Linked DNA regions of Homo sapiens: region 2 is linked to region 1. Evidence: read pairs that join two places in POLR2A ChIA-PET (ENCODE). Cell type or tissue: Panc1. All regions are shown on one strand. Each heading gives the region's core, and the rest is flanking DNA. Links, peaks and the distances in the headings are about the cores only.

What was found. ChIA-PET counts read pairs that join two places held together with the same protein. Peaks named below come from ENCODE experiments on the same cell type or tissue, not always from the same donor. Only the 100,000 strongest peaks of a DNase experiment are listed, where the experiment ranks them.
Region 2: POLR2A ChIA-PET joins it to region 1 with 10 read pairs; 2 of 35 experiments call an interaction of 5 or more read pairs at or near these places.

Annotation. Positions count from the first base shown.
Region 1 is chr2:45,542,275-45,546,671 of GRCh38, reverse strand. All of the region lies in intron 14 of SRBD1 (S1 RNA binding domain 1), which reads left to right. Among named protein-coding and RNA genes, the nearest start is that of SRBD1, 67 kb to the left of the region's middle. In Panc1, for the core only: no CTCF peak of the experiment used is centred there; no DNase peak of the experiment used is centred there.
Region 2 is chr2:44,956,861-44,961,257 of GRCh38, reverse strand. No RefSeq gene overlaps it. Among named protein-coding and RNA genes, the nearest start is that of SIX3-AS1, 17 kb to the right of the region's middle. In Panc1, for the core only: no CTCF peak of the experiment used is centred there; a DNase peak (open chromatin) is centred at 2,146.

The sequences.
Region 1 (4,397 bases), core at 103-4,102:
GTGATGAATCCTCCCTTCTCTTTTTAAGATGTACATCTTCTTTGCCCTCCAGACCACCTCTTGGTGTTCATGAGAACTTTGCAGGATAATGTAAAGTGTCTGACTCTTGGAGAAATTTGAGACAGGAATGATTAGAGCAGGACAGAGTCCAGAAACCTCTTACAGAAGCAGCACGTTAGGGCTCAGTTTCATTGGATTTTCTAGGCTATACATTGTGTGAGGGTTCTAGTTAACTATTGAATAATAAGTAGAATGATGTACCAGGCTAGCAGCTAGTAGACTGTGAATAACTTAGCCTTTTTCTCCCAAAGCTTTGAAGCCTATGAATCATTACCCTTCAGAACTGAGAGCCAAGGTAAGTATTATGAATTAAAAAGTATTTCCAGTATTCTTTCCTCATTTATCCCTTGGTCACAAACTTTTATTTCATATAGGCATACAGATAACTTGTGAATAGCTTTGGATTAGAAAGACCCAATTTCTCTAGTCTTGCCCCTGCATTTGTAGTAGTTCTGCTTTCTTTCACCATTGTTTCCCTACTTCCTCTTTGGATCTCAATAGTCATGTCTTCCTTTTCCAAACTATAGTAGAATATTAAGTCCTAAAGGATTTAATTCTAGGAGAGAGAGTAGTTATAATGGCTGATATTTAACAGAAAGTGATCAAGAGCTATCTCCCACTGCTAGTGAGAAAACTAATAACTAAAAGAATGGTTGACTGATGAGCAGGTGACTGACAGGATCAACAAAGTAACAGAAAGTAAAACCTAACACAGGAAGAATTCTAGGATTTGTGTAGGTAGGCCAAAAGGTAAAGGCCAGGCAGTTATTATAGTCAAGAGTGCCAAGAGTGTAGTCAGAGTCAGTCAGAAAAACAAACTCAGGGTAACAAGGGGAGTAAGAGAAGGTGAGGAACAAACCGATAGGTGCCATGGGATCATGATTCAAGAAGGAAACAGATTGAAACATCCACTGCAGAATTTTTCCCTCTTTCTCTGGTTGTAATTTAAGTTGGCCTGGGAAATACGGTGGATCTTCCCTATTCTGGGAACTGCAAACGTGCACCCAGTCCTTTTGAGAAACTAACACAAGCACTGATGTAGCTGGTTCAGTTTATTTCAGGTACCTTCTCTGATTTTTTTTTAACTTGTTCACATTAATTTCATGTAAATATCTTGCATACATTTGTAGTGGTTATAAGTACAACTTTCAAATCATAAAAAATATTAAGTAGTGAAGATGTCTTCAGTTTTTTCTTCATTTGCTTATAGAATATCCCTTTATTGAACTTTAGGCAGTATGTACTATTAGAAAGGAAAGGATGAACTGTGGGGTCAGACAAATCTGGGTTCATCTGTTTTTTTTTTTTTTTTTTTTTTTTTTTTTTTTAATTGAGACAGAGTCTCGCTCTGTCACCCAGGCTGGAGTGCAGTGGCACAATCTTGGCTCACTGCAAGCTCTGTGTCCCAGGTTCATGCCACTCTCCTGCCTCAGCCTCCCGAGTAGCTGGAACTGCAGGCACCCGCCACCACACCCGGCTAATTTTTTGTATTTTTAGTAGAGATGGAGTTTCACCGTGTTAGCCAGGATGATCTTGATCTCTTAACCTCGTGATCCGCCTGCCTCAGCCTCCCAAAGTGCTGCGATTACAGGCATGAGCCACCGCGCCCGGCCTCATCTTTTGTTTTAATCATTTACTAGTTATGTAGGTTTTGAAGAGTTACTTAGCCTTTCTTAGCTTCACTTTCCTTCATTTTTAAAATGGGGAAAAGAATACCTACCTTACAGGTTTTTTAACAGTATTAAAAGTGAGATAACATAAATTAAAACACTAAGGGTTTAATAAACAATATGTTTTTTTATGAGTGTGTTTGTATTTGTTTATATACGTACTTTTATTATAAATATAAATTATATGTCTTTAAAAGTGCTGTGAAATTAGATGCAGTATTTTCTTATGCAAATTAATAAACTTACATAAAGTTTATTTTCACCTTGATGCAATAGGGATGATAGTAAAATCTACCACTTTGGATAGTAATAATGTCTATCGTACTTGTGTAAAATCTATGTATTGTGGTATCATGAGATGTTCAGTCTTATTAATGGATATGAATTAGATGCCATTTTAGTTGAGCCTCACCATAGGTGCTGTGGTATGAAGTGAAGTATGTGGGCTATAGAGACGACCTAGGTTCAGGCCTGCCACCTACTGCCTCTGATTAGCCATATAGTTTTAATCCTCTTTTAGCTTTAGCATCTTCATCTTTGGAAATGTTACTTACCTGTTAGCACCATTGACCACTGTGAAGATTTAAAATGGAATGTGTTATGTATCTCCTATTTTTAAGGCTATTTGTAGTAAATATGTTAAGTGTGGGCTAATCTTTGAGTTTAGGGAGACCCCATTAATATAAATTTTTTTTTTTTTTTTTTTTTTGAGCCGGAGTCTTGCTTTGTTACCCAGGCGGGAGTGCAGTGGCGCGATCTTGGTTCATTGCAAGCTCCACCTCCCAGGTTCATGCCATTCTCCTGCCTCAACCTCCCGAGTAGCTGGGACTACAGGTGCCCGCCACCATGCCTGGCTAATTTTTTTATAGTTTTTAGTAGAGATGGGTTTTCACCGTATTAGCCAGGATCTTTGGTGCCTTCTTTGCACTTTTATGAATATAGTCTCTATTAGGCATTTTCTTTCAGAAGAGCCCCATTTTGTTGCAATTTAAGACTTGCTTTGGATGGTAGTCTTTCTCCTATAGTCTGTTTTCTCCTTTCTGCTATAATTATTTGGGTTTTAAAATCTACCCGTGTGGTTAATTATGGTAGCTATTTTCTACAGTTGAACCATTTTTGCAGTTCTGATTTAACTCTACTTACACTGTATTAGTCTTTTAATGTACTTTTTGCATTTGTTTGCTAATATGTGCTTTTGAAGTTTTTAAATGATGCAGATATCTAATTGGAATTTATAGCAAGTGCTTTAGAAAAATCAGCTGTTTAATTTCATTTTATTATCATTTTGCCAATTCAAAGTGCCTGTTTGAGAAAACCATGTTTTCTCATCTTACACTTTGAAGTTACACTGAAATTGAAATCTCCAGTCTTTCTCTGGCAGCCATTTTTAATACCTTCTGAACAGATAATCTGATAGGTTAATCTATAATCTTGTCAGCCACTCATCCTGAAAAACCTTTTCCAGCCATATCTACCAGCACATTTCCTCTTATCTGTTCCTTCCAACACTCTTTGCCCTGACATGCTGCCATAGGTTAACAAATGCCATGATATATATCCTAATTCATAAACCCCAGGAAACCTGACCCATTCATCTGTCTTTTCTCTCATTCATTTCTCTCCCTACCCTTAAAATACCTTACGAATCATGATACTTACACATATTAGGGGGCAAGTCATCCAAAGGTGCAAATTCTAATTACCAAAGGAGCAAAAAGTTAAACTGGAGTTAAGTTGCAGAATGTAACCATGCTGAGTCTCAGTTATCACATACTGAATTGTGATAGTTGAAGTTGAAATGTTCATGAAAAAATGAAAGTTGAAAATGTTCGTGAAAAATTCTACAGTTTTATGGGTCATTTGTTTAAAGTATATGCTAGAATGGTTTGCAGTTTTCAATCTTTTGACATATGGTAGGCACTCATTTTGCTTTTGTAGTTATACATTAGTTTGTGTTTTTTAGATTTATACATAATGAAATCATACAGTGTATAATCTTTTATTGGCTTCTTTCATGGAGCATGATTATTTTGAGATTTCATCCTTGTTGCTGCAGAAACCAGTGGTTCTTTTTATTCCTGAACAGTATTCATTGTTTGGCTGTATCACAATTAGTTTATTCAATCACCTGTTGATGGATATTCGAGTTGTTGCTAGTTTTTTGCTACTACCAATAAAGCAGCATGAGCATTCATTTACAAGTCTGTATGGATATATGCTGTCATTTCTCTTAGGTAAATAGCTAGGTGTGGAAAGTCTGTGTTGTGTGGTATATGGTATACGGTACATGTTTAACTTAAGAAACTGTCAAGCTTTTTCCCAAGATGGTTGTACCATCTTACTTTCCCACCAACAATGTATCAGAATTCTAGTGGTGGCAGTGGCAGCCCATCTGGAGCAGCTGCTGGGAAGACACTGGCTGCAGCAGGGGAGTTGTGGCTTGGGTTGCATGCTCCACAGGTGATGGGAGCCCCACCTCCTACCAGGTTAGTGGGGCAGAGGAGCCCCATGCTCCTGGGCGCAGTTGCAGCTGCCCAGCTACAGCTCTGGACCTGGGCATCCCTGCACTCTCAGGGGCCTGCGATGCCCCTTCCCCTGCAGGCTCGGAAGTACCTGCTCCACCTCCCTGGCCTCTCCCTGCTCCCAGCACCCGCTCCAGAACAGAGC
Region 2 (4,397 bases), core at 213-4,212, 590 kb after region 1:
TGCCCCTACCCCTTGGCATTAGGAAACATTCAACCAAACAACCGAGGAGGAGACTAATGAGCAGGGATGAAAGGGGGACTCCAAGGTGAAGTCTGCAGAGCCCATCACTGTAGTCTTCTATGCCACAGAGCAGCAGAGAATCAATGTCTGGGAGGCTTGGTGCTGGGCTGGCAACCAGAGAGAGTGGCCAGGAATCCTGAAATGAAATGGAGGCAAGGAGGGCAGAACTGGCCAGGAGCACGGGCTCATCTACCATGTGGCTAGATAGGAAAAGCCCATGGGCAGGAGATAGACCCCCGGCTTCCCACTCCCTAACTCCACCCCCATCCCAGCCACCGTGTCCCTACTCCACAGCTGCCACCACCAGGCCTGCTTCCTCTCTAGAGGCAGTTGTTGAGCACATGTCTATGAGGAGAGAATGGGAAAGTCAACGTGATCCCATCAGTTATTCCTTTTTTTTTTTTTTTTGAGATGGAGTCTCACTCTGTTGCCCAGGCTATAGTGCAGTGGCCCGATCTTGGCTCACTGCAACCTCCGCCTCCCAGGTTCAAGCAATTCTCCTGCCTCAGCCTCCTAAGTAGCTGGGATTACAGGTGCCGGCCACTAAACCTGGCTAATTTTTTGTATTTTTATTGGAGATGGGGTTTCGCCATACTGGCCAGGCTGGTCTCGAATTCCTGACCTCAAGTGATCCACCCGCCTCGGCCTCCCAAAGTGCTGGGATTACAGGTGTAAGGCACTGCGCCCAGCCTGTTTTTTAATTAAATGCTAGTTCCCTCCACAAAGTTTCCACTCAGAAAAACACCAGCTGCTTCCACAGAGAAATCTTCCTGGCAACTGTCACAACTCCCTTTTCTTTCTACCCAGGGTAGGCCTGGGTTTGCAGTCAGGCAACTGACTATATCAAGTACCAAGAGAGGGCATGAGCCACCACGCCCAGCCCAGTTGTTCCTCTTTACACTGAGATAAATGGACATGAAGACTTGTGTTCAAATGCTTGATGTTTAAATTCAAAAAGAAGCAGGGAGAGATGGAAGGGTTACTCTAAAGTGTGTCAAAATATGATGAGTACAGATAGCACCAGGGAGTAACTTTCAGTACGAGGGTACAAACTGACCCCAAGTGAGAATGTTCTGTCTCAATTCCAAGTGCTTCATGGTGACATCATCGCCAAGGCCGCCCTCCTTCCTCAGCAGCATGCAGTGTTCCTCCAGGGCACCGCCTGTTATTCTCCTGCCCTTGCCCGAGTGGTACTCCCCCCTTGCAAGTCCCCTGACTGCTTCCCTTTCAGCTGACCCCAGAGAGTCCTCCTGTTGCTCCAGGCAACAGACAGTCTGCTCAGATGCTCTCCTGTCCCCTCCTTTTAGGTGGTCCCCTCCTTTTAGGTGATTTCCACGGCTCTGGGTTCTGCATGCCCCATCAGGGTCACCTGTAGATTTCTCTAGGCATATTCTGTGGCAGGCTGGTAATGCCTGTTTTTTTGTTTTGTTTTGTTTTGTTTTTGAGATGGAGTCTCACTCTGTCGCCCAGGCTGGAGTGCAGTGGCACGATCTTGGCTCACTGCAACCTCCAACTCCTGAGTTCAAGCGATTCTCCTGCCTCAACTTCCCAAGTAGCTGGGACTATAGGCACATGCCACCACGCCCGGCTAATTTTTTTGTATTTTTAGGAGAGACAGGGTTTCACCATTTTAGCCAGGATGGTCTCCATCTCCTGACCTCGTGATCCGCCCACCTCGGCCTCCCAAAGTGCTGGGATTACAGGCATGAGCCACCGCACCCGGCACTGCCTGGTTTTTAAGCCTATGGTACTTTTTCATTCACTCACCCATCCAATCAACAGAGTCTGGCTTTGTGTTAGGTGCTGTGGGCAATACAAAAGGTGCATTTAACACAGCCCCATACCCTGTCTAGCAGGAGAAATAAGCCATGCACTGCAATCACAGTAAAGCCAGGCAGAATGTGGTCTGGGGCTCTCTGCTGGCCAGGATAGCTCCATGAGGGCACCATTTTCTGCACTGTCACTTCCCCCACCACCTGAGGTGCATCCTTTCTCCTGCTACTTGAAAAATCCCAGCTCCTTCTGGCCCATCTGCAGGGTCGCTGTTTCCTCTGCTTCTGGACAGGTCATGATGACTCTGGTATCTCTGAGTCACTCTTCCCAGCTTAGCTTACTGTCCCCACCCTGTCTCTAAGCTGTTCTCCAGTGACTCAGGAGCCCAGATGTTCCTGGGGCATGCAGTTCCAAACTCGCATCATTGCAAGTTTTTAGTTTTAAATAAACATAGAAAACAATACAGCCGGCCGGGCACGGTGGCTCATGCCTGTAATCCCAGCACTTTGGGAGGCCAAGGCAGGCAGATCACTTAAGGTCAGGAGTTCAAGACCAGCCTGGCCAATATGCTGAAACCCTGTTTCTACTAAAAATAAAAATAAATAAATAAATAAGCTGGGCGTGGTGGTGTGCACCTGTAGTCCCAGCTATTGAAGAGGCTGAGGAAGGAGAATCACTTGAACCCAGGAGGCAGAGGTTGCAGTGAGCTGAGATGGAGCCACTGCACTCCAGCCTGGGTGATGGAAGGAGACTCCATCAGAGGGAGACTCCATCTCAAAAACAACAACAAGAATAACAACAATACAACCGAAGTTCTCACAAAGAGACAAGGGGGGAGTGTTGACACAGAAGGAAGAGCTAAACAGCTGCAGACGGAGGTGACACCCACTGAGGAGGGAGCAGCCTTCCCTGGAGGGACAAGGGGATATGTCACAATTCTATTTGTCTCTGATGGAGCTTTGGGAAAGGAGCACCACAGGGTTGGCCTGGATTATCCCCCAGAGCTCAGGGCCCCCAGCCACTCCCTTCCAAGGGACCCACATTCTCCCCTCCAACACACACTACCAGGGCTCCAGTCTCTCCGCTTTCCTGGAAGATGGAAGAGAGGAAAGCTTGGACTAGAACTTCTTACCCTATTGCAGGGGGACTTCAGGGGGAGAAAGAGGACTAGCAAGAATCCTATAACCTCAGGCCCTCAATTCCCTCAACTATAAAAATGAGGATGAAAATACTGATCTCCCAGGATGCTGCAAGGATGAAAAAAAAAATAAGCTGGTGTAAGAACCTAGGACATGGCTGGATGCCTAGAAAGCATTCAGTCATAAATTTTCACTTTCTTTCTCCTTCGCAGCTGTCTTTCTCATGTAAAGTTTTCACATTTTAGGCACTTACTATGGCTTTATGATAGAGACGGATTTTCCCCCAGGACATCCAGGGGATAGGGTGAGCATCTGGCTGCCCCTACCTGACTGACCCGGAGAGGTGGAGTTAGGTGTTCCCTGGGTCTGGAGAAAGGGAGAATTCTGGCATCAAGGGGAGAGTCTGACTCTGGGAGAGAACGGCCATGAAAAAAATGCCTGGAGCCAGGATCTTATCTACCTTCTCCAGCTTGTGTAGAAATCTAAGGGCTGGGTGCGGTGGCTTACGTCTGTAATCCCAGCACTTTGGAAGGCCAAGGTGGGAAGACTACTTGAGCCCAGGAGTTTGAGACCAGCTTGTGCAACATAGTGAAACCCTGTCTCTTAAAAAAATACAAAAATTAGCTGGGCATGGTGGTGTGCACCTTTTGTCCCAGCTACTCAGGAGGCTGAGGTGGGAGGACTGCTTGAGCCCTGAAGGGTGAGGCTGCAGTGAGCCATGATAATGCAACTGCACTGCAGCCTGGGTGACAGAGCGAGGCCCTGTCTCAAAGGAAAAAAAGAAATTTAAGACCCTAGCCCCTGAGGCCCTCCAGGATGCCAGCAGCTTTGCTGGGCTGGCCCTGTGACCCTGTCCCACAGCCAACTTGACCTACTCTTCCTGCAAACTACCAATCATGGTTTGTCTCATTACGTTGTTTAAATTCCCAGTCTCTCCTGACTTCCTCTCCCACCATGAACCTCTTTATCATAAGACAATCCAGGCTCAATCCCAAAGGACCGCAAACCGTTTCCAAAAACCCTGGGAAATTCATAGTTTTGGAGATTTCAGAAAGGTACCTATAATGGTCCGTATATTCTGTATTACATAACACCACCCAAGGGGGTCCAGAGCAGTACCTGTAATCCAACACATCAGCATTTCTGCAGTGAAACATCTGATATCTATGACAAGCAGGATAAATAAAGACTATAAATAGCTTCATACTGTTTAGGTCAGGTTTGGCTGCCAAATAGTTTTGGCAGCAAACATACCAAACAAACAAAAAACCCCAAAGCTTTTAGAATGATTGCATCTGTAGAGAAGAGAGTAATGGTTAGTATTTATGCTGCCTGAGAGAGAAGCAGGCAAGCAAAACTGTAGCTGAGAAAAGGAAAAGAGCCTGTGATGGCTCCTCTTAACCACTCCCCACCACCACCACCACC